2 separate regions of the Homo sapiens genome follow, and region 2 is linked to region 1. Evidence: chromatin contacts called from ENCODE Hi-C data. All regions are on one chromosome and are shown on one strand. Each heading gives the region's core, a stretch centred on a gene start or an enhancer-like site at or near the end of the contact. The rest is flanking DNA. Distances are from core to core; before and after follow the strand shown. Region 1 holds the start of SRP19 (signal recognition particle 19). Region 2 holds the start of FER (FER tyrosine kinase).

What was found. A loop is a pair of places that touch in the nucleus more often than their neighbours do. Pooled maps may share reads with other maps.
Region 2: a loop to region 1 is called in a pooled map, with 12 times the contacts of the local background. The contact joins the promoter of FER here to the promoter of SRP19 in region 1. A Hi-C loop is called at or near these places in 6 of 50 pooled maps.

The regions. Positions count from the first base shown.
Region 1 is chr5:112,858,064-112,863,849 of GRCh38, reverse strand. It overlaps SRP19 (signal recognition particle 19), which reads right to left and starts at 2,563. Exons shown (of 5, transcript NM_003135.3): 1 at 2,433-2,563; 2 at 1,267-1,342. The coding sequence starts at 2,473. RefSeq lists enhancers at 2,266-2,565, 2,666-2,745, 2,504-2,798.
Region 2 is chr5:108,744,343-108,749,656 of GRCh38, reverse strand. It overlaps FER (FER tyrosine kinase), which reads right to left and starts at 1,760. Exons shown (of 20, transcript NM_005246.4): 1 at 1,657-1,760. RefSeq lists silencers at 214-623, 754-813, 894-993.

The DNA of each region.
Region 1 (5,786 bases), core at 1,314-3,813:
CTACAAAAAAATACCAAAGTAGCCGGACATGGTGGCATGTGCCTGTAGTCCCAGCTACTCAGAAGGCTGAGGTTGGAGGATGGCTTGAGTCCAGGAGGTGGAGCCTGCAGTGCGCTGAGACTACACTGCCGCACTCCAGCCTGGGTGACAGAGCCAGACCCTGTCTCTTAAAAAAACAAACAAAAAAGAAGGTAGAAAAGACTTTGGCATACTCACACCATGCGATACTATAGAGGAGACAGGGCAGTAGTTTTGAGCAGGGAAATTCTGTCCTCAGCCTCCCTACCCCTACCCACACACAAAAGACATCTAGCAATGCTTGGAGACATTTTTGATTGTCACAACTAGGGGATGGGGGGCTGGAGGGGGCTGACCTGTCATCTAGTGGGTAGAGGCCAGGGATACTGCTGAACATCTTAAAATGCACAGAACAACCCCCAACAACAATTATCTAGCTCAAATCGGCAATGGTGCTGCTATTGACAAACCCTGTTATAGAGCAATGAAAATTCAACTACATTCAAATATGTAGGTAAATCTCAAAAGCTTAAAGTTCAGTGAAAAAAAGATACAAAATTACATAGTGTGTAATTCCATTTACAGAAAACTGAAAAAGCAGCAAAAGTAATCTATGGTGTTGAAGTCATAACGGTGGTCATCCTGGTATTTTTGAGCATATGCGGAGGCGACAGTGACTGAGAGGGAACATAAAGCAATCTTCCTGGATGCTTGTAGTGTTTTCTTTTTTGAGTGCTTGTTACCACCCAGATGTACTCATCATGGGAGAATTCACTGCATCAAACCTAGGTGTCTTAAATCTGTCATATTACAAAATACAAATGACACTTTAATAAAACTCAACAGGGCTGAACTTTCTGCATGTCTTCTTCACACACTTAAAAAAATCTCAACTACATTCTGAACATTATTAATGTATCGTACAATGTCATAATTTTGATTTCCTATATCAAGGGAAACACCGTCATAACCTTTGTTTTAAAAACATGTGAACTCTACACTCTGCCCCCACTCCTTTACAAACAAAGGCTCATTAAGAGACGTTAAAAAAATATCCCTTCAGCTATGAATTAATGCCTTTCTGGTTTCACCAACACTGAGGAACGCACCCCAATTCTTGGCTGTGTTCTCAAGCCCTAAATAAATGCAGTGAAGAGAACCCCCTGCGGCTCTAACAAGATTACGTGGCCCGACCAGGATGACACCCCCCATTCCCTCGAGGATCAAGGTGCCAGCCATCTTGCTTACCTTACTTATGGGGATTCGCCTTCCCTCTGCGATGGTCTTCTTATTATTTAAATAAGCAGGATAGATACAAATAAACCTGCCATAGACAATAGCATAAGTGGTATCACTAGAGCAGTAAGAGGCAGGAGAAAAGGGTCGGGTGGCAGGGAACCAAAGGCCAATTCATGCTGCCTAGATATCAGATGGGTACTCCCTTTTCAACCCCTCCTTTTTCTGCGTGGCAGTTGAAAAATCAAAGTACCTCGGAGTGGTCCCCTCGAGCAACTAATCAGACTGGCCGCGGGCCTACTCCTCTTTCTGATTGATCCCCCTCCCTCAACCAATCAGACTGGCACAGGTCAATGGGAAACGTCTAGAGGGTATTTAAACCCTAGAAAATTCTGTAACCAACAGCTCTTGGGTAGCTTGCTGGAGCCGGCTCCCACCCTGTGGAGTGTACTTTTGTTTAAAATAAATCTGCTTTCGCTGCCTTGCTTTGTGTGTTTTGTTCAATTCCTTATTCAAAACGCCAAGAACCTGGACAACTACACTCAACAGATAACAAGTATTTTCAAAAATACATTCTTTCGGTCCGTGGTAGTCGTCATCATTGCTGGTACACCTATGCTATTATTTGCTTAATGTTATTTCTTTAAATTACCTCACTTTAACTTATTTAAAAATAAACTTTATCCACTACCTTGGATGGAAAAAAACCACAGGAATAGAAACAAAACGACTTGGGTAACTGTTACATTAGACAGAGCAGCCCGTCAAAAGTTCCTGAGAATGGGCCCGCCCTCTTATATAAAGTGTCCGAGGTATTAAAAACCTTAAAATTTCACAAATGAGCCTTTCTGAACGCAACAATACTTAAAAAGAACACATTTCTCACACTGTGATTATATTACTTGATATCATGTCCACGTAGCACCCAAAATCCTTGTCTCGCGTACAGATAAACACTAGGCTACCTATGGTCGGAATTTCAGGAGCCCTGAGAAGAGCCTGGTGGCTGCTGCAGGATTCAGAAAAACGAGCTGCCAGGGAGAGGCGCGGGGCCCGTACAGAGCGAGTTGGATCAGCTAGGCCATTCTGGAGGCCGCGGAGCGGAGAAGCGCGGTGTAGCACCTGCAGCACCACAGCAAGCCCCTTCCTTTCGGAGGACCCACCGCCTCAGAACCCACCTGTCCTGGTCGGCCGGGGACCGCGCGGCAGCGCAAGCCATCTTCACAAGAGTCTCAACAACCCAGGAGCCGCAGGGAGAAACCCGGCAGAAACCCGGGAGGAACCCGGCTCTGAGTTTCCGAGACAGCCCGCTTTTCCGCCGGAAGTCCTGCCCAAGAAATGGTTCCGCGTCCGCGATTTCTCATCGCCTGTTTGTTCCGGCACCTGTCGCTCGGCGCCAGGATCTCTAGTCTCTGACGTGGCATGAAGACTTCCCTTCTCGCGAGAGAATCATGAAAGCTTCTCATTCCTTTCCCAAGCCGGGAAGACCATGTGGGGCGCATGCACCGCCACTAAAAAGGGTTTAACTTCGACCCTCCCTCGTTTCCAGTTTCTCAGCGAGTATGGGTGGTACTAGCTACTCTCTGTTAAGGGGCGAAGACTGTGCCACGAGGGGAATCTGTGTGGTTCAGGATGCAAATATATGTTAGACAGGGAAGGAAATACTCCTTACGTTTAATTTTTCTCCGTTCCTGGGCTCTAGAGCTTGCTTTCAGTTTGGCAAAATGGATTTTTGTAGTGGTAGAACTAGCAAAGTTATAGACGTTGTGTTTCAGTGTGCTCTGCGTTAGAAACTTAGCTATTCACCTTTTAGGCCGGGTGCGGTGGCTCACGCCTGTATCCCAGCACTTTGGGAGACTGAGGCAGGTGGATCATGAGGTCAGGAGTTGGAGAGCAGCCTGGCCAACATGCTGAAACCCCGTCTGTACTAAAAATACAAAAATTAGCCGAGTGTGGTGGCACACGCCTGTAATCCCAGCTACTCGGAGGCTGAGACAGGAGAATCACTTGAACCCAGGAGGTGGAGGTTGCAGTGAGCTGAGATCACACCACTGCACTCCAGCCTGCGTAACAGAGCAAGACTCCGTCTAGGAAAAACGAAACAAAACTATTCACCTTTTAAAACTTCTGAAGGATACCATGTGCCATCACTACAGGCATACTTCATTATTGCACTTCACTTGCTGCTGCGAGTAGATACTGCCTTTTTACAAATGGAAGGTTTTTGGCAAATCCGCCTGAAAGAAGTTGCTTGGTGCCATTTTTCCAGCAGCGTATACTTTGTGTCACATTTGGTAATTTTTGCAATATTTCAAACCTTTTCATTATTTCTGTTATGGTGATCGGTGATCAGTGATGTTTGCTGTTACTATTGTAATAGTTTTAAGGCCGGGTGCGGTGGCTCACGCCTGTAATCCCAGCACTTTGGGAGGCCGAGGCAGGTGGATCACGAGGTCAGGAGATAGACACCATCTTGGCCAACATGGTGAAACCCCATCTCTACTAAAATATAAAAAATAAGCCAGGCATGGTGGCACAGGCCTTTAGTCCCAGCTACTCGGGAGGCAGGGGAATCTCTTGAACCCAGGAGGTGGAGGTTGCAGTGAGCCAAGATCACACCACTGCACTCCAGCCTGGCGACAGTGCAAGACTCCGTCTCAAATAATAATAATGTTTTGGGGCACCATGAACCATGCCCAGATAAGATGGGGAACTTAATGGATAAATGTTGTGTATGTTTTAACTGTTCGACCAACTGGCCATTTCCCATCTCTCTCCCTCTTCTGGAGTCCCTATTCCCTGAAACACAACAATGTTGAAATTAGGCCAGTTAGTAACCCTACAATGGCCTCTAAGTATTCAAGTGAAAGGAAGAGTCACACGTCTCACATGTCAAAAGATGGAAATGATTAAGCTTAGTGAGGAAGGCATATGTAAGCCAAGATAGGCTGAAAGCTAGGCCTCTTGGCACCTAACAGCCAAGTTGTAAATACAAAGACAAAATTCTTGAAGGAATTAAAAGGAAATTACTTCAATAAACACACAAATGATCAGAAAGCAAAACAACCTTATTGCTGATATGGAGAAAGTTTTAGGGGTTTGGATAGAAGCTCAAACCAGTCACAACATTCCTTTAACCCAAAGCCTAATCCGAGCAAGGCCCTAACTCCCTTCAATTCTGTGAAGGCTGAGAAAGGTGAGGAAGCTTCAGAAGTGGGAAGCTAGTAGAGGGTGGTTCAGGAGGTTTAAGAAAGAATCCATCTCCATAACATATAACATAAAAGTGCAAGGTGAAGCAGCAAGTGCTGATAGAGAAGCTGCAGCAAGTTATCCAGAAAATGTAGCTAATATCATTGACGATGATCAATGATTAGCTAGTATCATTTAGTGGCTACACTAAACAACAGATTTTTCAATGTAGACAAAACAGTCTTCTATTGGAAAAAGATACCATCTAGGATGTAGCACCCAAAATCCTTGTCCCTTTGAGAGAAGTCAATGTCTGGCTTCAGAGCTGCCCCATTTAGTGGCTACACTAAACAACAGGTTTTTCAATGTAGACAAAACAGCCTTCTATTGGAAAAAGATGCCATCTAGGATGTAGCACCCAAAATCCTTGTCTCTTTGAGAGAAGAAGTCAATGCCTGGCTTCAAAGCTGCCAAGGACAGGCTGATTATCTTGTTAGGGAACAATGCAGTTGGTGATTTTAAGTTAAAGCCAATGGACATTTACCATGCAGAAAATCCTAGAGACCCTAGAATGATGCTAAATCAACTCTGCCTGTGTTCTCTAAATGGAACAACAAAGCCTGGATGACAGTACATCTGTTTACAGCATGGTTTACTGAACTATTTTTTTGAGACAGTCTCGCTCTGTCACCCAGGCTGGCATGCAGTGGCCCTATCACATCTCACTGCAGCCTTGACCTCCCACACTCAAGCAATCCTCCTACACAAGCCTCCTGAGTAGCTGGGACTATGGGCTCATGCCACCATGCCTGGCTGATTTTTATTTTTATTTTTAGTGGAGACAAGGTCTTGCTATGTTGCCCGGGCTGGTCTTGAACTCATGGGGTCAAGCAATCCTCTTGCCTCAGCCTCCCAAAGTACTGGGATTACAGGCGTGAGCCACTGCACCCAGCCTTTACTGAATATTTTTAAGCCCACTGTTGAAAACAACTACTCAGAGAAAAAAAAAAGAGATTCCTTTCAAAATATTACTGCTCATTGACAATGCACCTAGACCTCTAGACATCTAAGTTTCTGATGGAGATCTAGAAGGAGATTAATGTTTTCATGCCTGATAACACATCATCCATTCTGCAGTTTACAGATCAAATAGTAATTTTTATTTTCATCTCTTATTAAGAAATACATTTTGTAAAACTATAGCTGCCAAATAGTGATTCCTCTGATGGATCTGGGCAAGATAAATTGAAAACCTTCTAAAAAAGATTCACTATTCTAGATGGCATTAAGAGCATTTGTGATTCATTGGAGGTTAAAATATGCTGATGCATGAACAGGAATTT
Region 2 (5,314 bases), core at 511-3,010, 4.1 Mb after region 1:
GCCAAGACCGGAGGAGAAAGATGAGGTGGGGGATAAAAGCGGGAGAAGGTGACAGATAGGAGGAGAGCTGGGGAGGACCGAGCGGGTCAAGGGAGACTGCGGGGCTCCAGAAGCAGGAAGGGATGGGGGGAATACCAGGGGTTGAGAATGCCCCCGTAGCGGGACGGCGGCGCCCAGATGAGTGCCGCCGAGAAAAGGGGTGAGGGTACAGGCAAGATTGGGTGGTGCCCACAGTCCCCCCACCACCCCGCCTCACGCCCATCAGCCCCCAGACCCCGCGACGGGGCGGAGCCACTACGCCCGCCACAGCCCTTTCGCGCCGGCACCCGCCCCCTCAGCCTTCGGGTCCCGGGATGGTGGGAGGGGCGGCCCTCGTGGGGCTGGGTGTGTAGCCCGGCCCAAGCCCCAACCAGGAATGCTCTGCTGCGGGCGGGAGGATGAGCGGATGACCCTGCAGCCAGGGACGGGGGTTGGGGGGGGCGCTGGCTGAGGGCGGAGGAAGAGCCTCGGCACAGCCCCCAACGCCCTGGCCGAATCCCGGGCGCCCCTCTGCGGGCAGGCATTGTTGCCCCCGCTCTAGGCTTGCCTTCCCTCCTCTTCCCCCCTCCCCCCGCGTTGCCCCGGGCAACAGCGCCTACCGCCGGCGGCGCGAAACGCACCTACCTAGAACCTGACAAGCCCGAACCCCTCAGACTCCGGAGCCAGTCACCACCCCGCGTCACGGGGGCTGCCACAGCCAATAGGCGCCACTGTCACGAACCTCTGCAACCAATCCCGCTGCACTCCGGTCTCCGGGCACCCTCGAGGCCTCAGCCAATGGGCAAGAGCGGAAGGCGGGCGCAGCCGCCCGGCCCTCAGCCCCCTCCTCCACTACCTCCCAGGAGGCGGGGAGCGGCCGATTGGCCCGGTCCCCGAAGGGGCAGGACTTGGGCCCTAGGCTGGGTGGGCGCACGCTTAGCCCAAGCTGCGGGCCCTGGGAGTGGAGACGCGGAGCTGCGGTCGCCGCTTTCTGGGCTCGCTCACCAGCCCGGGTGGAGTCCCGAGGTCTGCGCGTTTGTGCCGCTCTCCCCGCCTCGGTAACCTGCTCCTCCCTAGCGGGTGTCCTGGGCTGCCGTGGTGAGATGGGGCCGGAGACGGACGAAGGCCTCACAGGAAACTTTGGGAGGCTCGCCTGGCCGCGGCCGGGAAGTGGCCGGACCGGCGATGATAAGCTGAGGCCGCCTGGAAGGGACTACTCGGCGGGTCGGCAGCCGGAAAGGAATTCGGAGAGTGGGGGCGGAGGCGTGATTAAAATGTTAAGTGTGCCCGGAGGGCGCTGGGCGATCCCTGGAGCTGAAATCTCCGGGAAGGGAAGCTGCTTTAGGGCCGCGAGGCCCCCACCCCTAAAATAGGCACTTTTCAGCCTCAGAATTGGTCACTTTTTCCTGTACGTTCCCACGTTTTACTTGTATCTGTTATTAACGTGGATTGCTTTAGAATGGTTTTCAGCAACTCCAGTTTACTCTGAGTCCCTTAAGGACGGGAACTGTCTTTCAATCCTGTACTCCCAGTGCCTGAGCCTGCCTAAAAATGTTAGAAACTCAATGCTGGAATTGTAATGGATGTTTAAAAGCATACAGCAGGTCCTGGGAGTGGCCCCCTATAATAAATTCTTACCTCTTCGGGAGTCTAGAATGCGTGGAGAACCCAAACGGGTCTGCTCTTCAGTGATGGCCGTTTCTGAAGCGTCCTTCACCAAAAGAATTTGGTGAAAAATGAGTAATGTGAACTACAAGATTATTACTAGGTGATCAGTAACAGTAGGATAGGTATGCGTCATTATTCGAGGGTGTGACCCTCCCATGTTCCTGTAGTAGACTTTTTAAGGCGGTGTTATCTTTTGCATTGGTTGAACCACATAGCGTCAATCCGGTATTTCCCCTCCCTCTCAAAAACTGAGTTACATAGGAGCCAAAGAAGAGTGGTGAATATTTTCTCTAAGCAGGGTTATTTATTTAACCGTAGAGAACAGCCCTACACATAAAAAAACATAAATCTTAAGTTGGACTTTTTTTAAGTCTACTGTTTTAAAGCTAAATAAACAAAAACCAACATAAAAATTTTAAATAAGAGGCTTAATTCTCCCTATTGAAAATGGAGGATGAGATTTCCCGTCCCTTTCTCTCCGAGCATTTGTCTTAGAAAACTTAAGTACTTTCTTAATTGTTAAGTACTTTCTCAACTCTTTGAAATGTGTATAAATCCACTTGAGGACTAGATAGGTCTTGTCAACTGTATGCTCAGTCAGGAATGTCTCTGGACCTTTTTTTTTTTTTTTTTTTTGAAATGCTGCACATATCAACGGAGTAGCATCCTTCCCTATCTCCCAGTTTCTGTGAGAGAGTAGGAGCGTAACTTCGGTGAGCAACTTGCTCCGTGTTGCAAAACTACCTTCCGTCATAAAGACAGGAGAAGTTTGTTTTTCCTCTGGATAAAACCAATTAACTAACACAGATGGTCACCCCAATTATTAAGTAAAGTTAATGTCACAAATGTCAGGTCCTCTTACTTGAGGACTAGTTATTGTTCAACTTGAAAACGTGTATGTAATGGGTCGTATATACTTGGCTATACAAAAGGGCAAGATTTCTGTCTTTGCAATCTCTTAGCAAATTGCCTGTGATGTGTATCACAGTCTCGTTTAATGCTTATTCAGTAATAAAAGTGTTTTGTCTACTAACGTTTGTGGAGAGGATTTCTGGGTTGGGAGATTTTGGTTTTTAATTATATTTTTCCAACAATGCCTATACCCAGAATGTTGGGATGACAAAGTTAAGGAAAGTAGTTACTTCGGAGTTTTTAAATTGTTCTCTAAAATGATGGTTAATGTTTCATATGTATTTCATAGTGATTGTTAAATGCACAAACTGTGGTTCTGTGAGTAAACTTCTTAAAATAGAAGTTAATTTTCTGTGAACATCAAATGTTATAGTATATGTAATGTCAATAAGAATGAAATGAATGAAAATTTGGTTAGGTAAGGCCAAAATACAACTTTGGAGACTGCTTCATGACTGAATACCTTTCCCAAGAACCTTAGAATTTCTCCATTTATACAAAGGGAATCAAAATGTAGAAAGATGTGGTTGGTGAATACGTTATTACATATTTGCAGAAAGTAGCTTTCAATAAAGATATGGTAGAAATAGAGCTGTTTGATACACAACATGTGTGTTTGTGTTAAGGAACCCAAATCTAGAAAAATCAGCAAGAATCTTTCCATATCTACAATTGTTCTCTGAGTTCTCACCTATTCATTCCAAAACCTTAAAAGCTGTCTACCATATGCCAGTCATTGTGCTAGGAAATGCAGTTGTGAAAGAATATACTTGAAGTAAATGAATGTGGCAAAAATCTATGCTGCATTTTTGAAGCATACAAAAATATATAGCAAATCCAGTTTCACATTTTTTTCCTCTGTTGGAATTATCACATTGCATTGCAACACATTTAATAAACACTGTGTGTCACCTTAGTATATATTCCATGTTCTCAAATACCAAACTTTGTCTGTTCTAATAGCATTACTTACTGGACAATGAAAATAATAATGTGGACATCAAACCTAGGTGGGTAATAAAAAATGATTGAAAAGTTTTTTACTTTTTTTGATTAGCACCATCCATGCCTCACCCCATCTCTCCACCTCCCTTTTTTCCTGTTTAAAAGTATAGACTGCAAGAGGAATCTTGGTTGTGTGCCATCTTAGTTCAGTAGTTCCAATACTTACCCCTCCCTCCTTTTCTTCATCTGTGTCTCTTTTCTGCCAACTCCTTTGATTTGTGACTCTCTGCTTTCTAATCCACAATTCATACCTATCCACAATTCATAACTAACCATACACACATACTGCTCCTAAAATAGAGATCATGATGAGGTATGCAATATGGAAACCATATCTATCCTTATTCTATACATGCTGCAGTGTTTGTTTTCAGTGGATATATATTTTTTTCTTTTTGAAAATTGTTCTCTTGAATGAATACTGTTCCTAGAGGTCACATTTGTGTGAAATTTTCTTTAGGACTGTTTTGGCTTTCCAAATTTCAAATTTTCAAAATGGCTTAATCATTTCCTTTATTTTTTGAATCTGTGTTAGGAAAATAGCAGAGTAGTTGGAGGGGGAGGGAAGAAAAGAAAATGAAGTAGACTTGAAGGAAGAAAACATCCATTCTGTCTTCAAACTAGATGTCAAATGTATTAACACCATCTCCCAACCATCTTTCCCAGCCAGCGGGTGGCCATCCTAGTACTCTAATTAATATTGGTTCTCCTGCTTCCCTGACCTGCTCTCCATTAAGAAATCCACCAACATTCGTAATCAAGACATGCCTTCTCCAAAATGCCCCTGGATCACTAAAGGCCTGTCCCTTTTTAAGCCATCCTTTTCTCAGATTTTTTTTTTCATTTCTTTTTTAAAACAGAGTCTCACTGTTACCCAGGCTGGAGTGCAGTGGTGTGATCTCAGCTCACTGCAACCTCCGCCTTCCAGGTTCAGGCTGTTCTCCTGCCTCGGCCTCCAGGGATTACAGGCATGTGCCACCACGCTCAGCTAATTTTTGTATTTTTATTAGAGACAAAGTTTCACCAAGTTGGCCAGGCTGGTTTCGAACTCCTGACTTCAAGTGATCCACCTCTCTCGGGCTCCCAAAGTTCTGGGATTACAGGCATAAGCCACCGTGCCCGGCCTTTTCTCAGAATTGACCTGTCCTTTTCCTCATCCCCTTATCCCTGGTTCATTATGGCTTCAGAGTTAACTGAAAAATGTGTGTGCCTGTGTAACAGTGCTGTAATAATGAATTTATATGTGTGATATTATCAGAATCACCTGAGGATCTTTTCAAAAATAGACTCCCAGATTAACTCCCAAAGATTCTCACTTGGAAAGGCAAAAAAGTTCAGGAAAGTCTGTATGTTTGGCATGAGACCAGTGAATTATTCAACATGGTGTGTTGAACTCAGGCATTTATCTCTGCTCTGTCCTGAAAATCCTTGATATAACATAAACACAGGTCCAGGTGCCTCAGCCTCCTGAACAGCTGGGATTACAGGCATGTGCCACCACACTCAGCTAATTTTTGTATTTTTATTAGAAACGGGGTTTCACCAAGTTGGCCAGGCTAGTTTCAAACTCCTGACCTCAAGTGATCCACCTCTCTTGGCCTCCCAAAGTGCCTAGGTCCAGGCCTAGGGATCTCTGAGGGGGCATGGTTGAGAAAAGAGGCTGTAAACAACAGGATTGCTTGACAGTCTGTAAAAGGAGTAGGGAGACCCT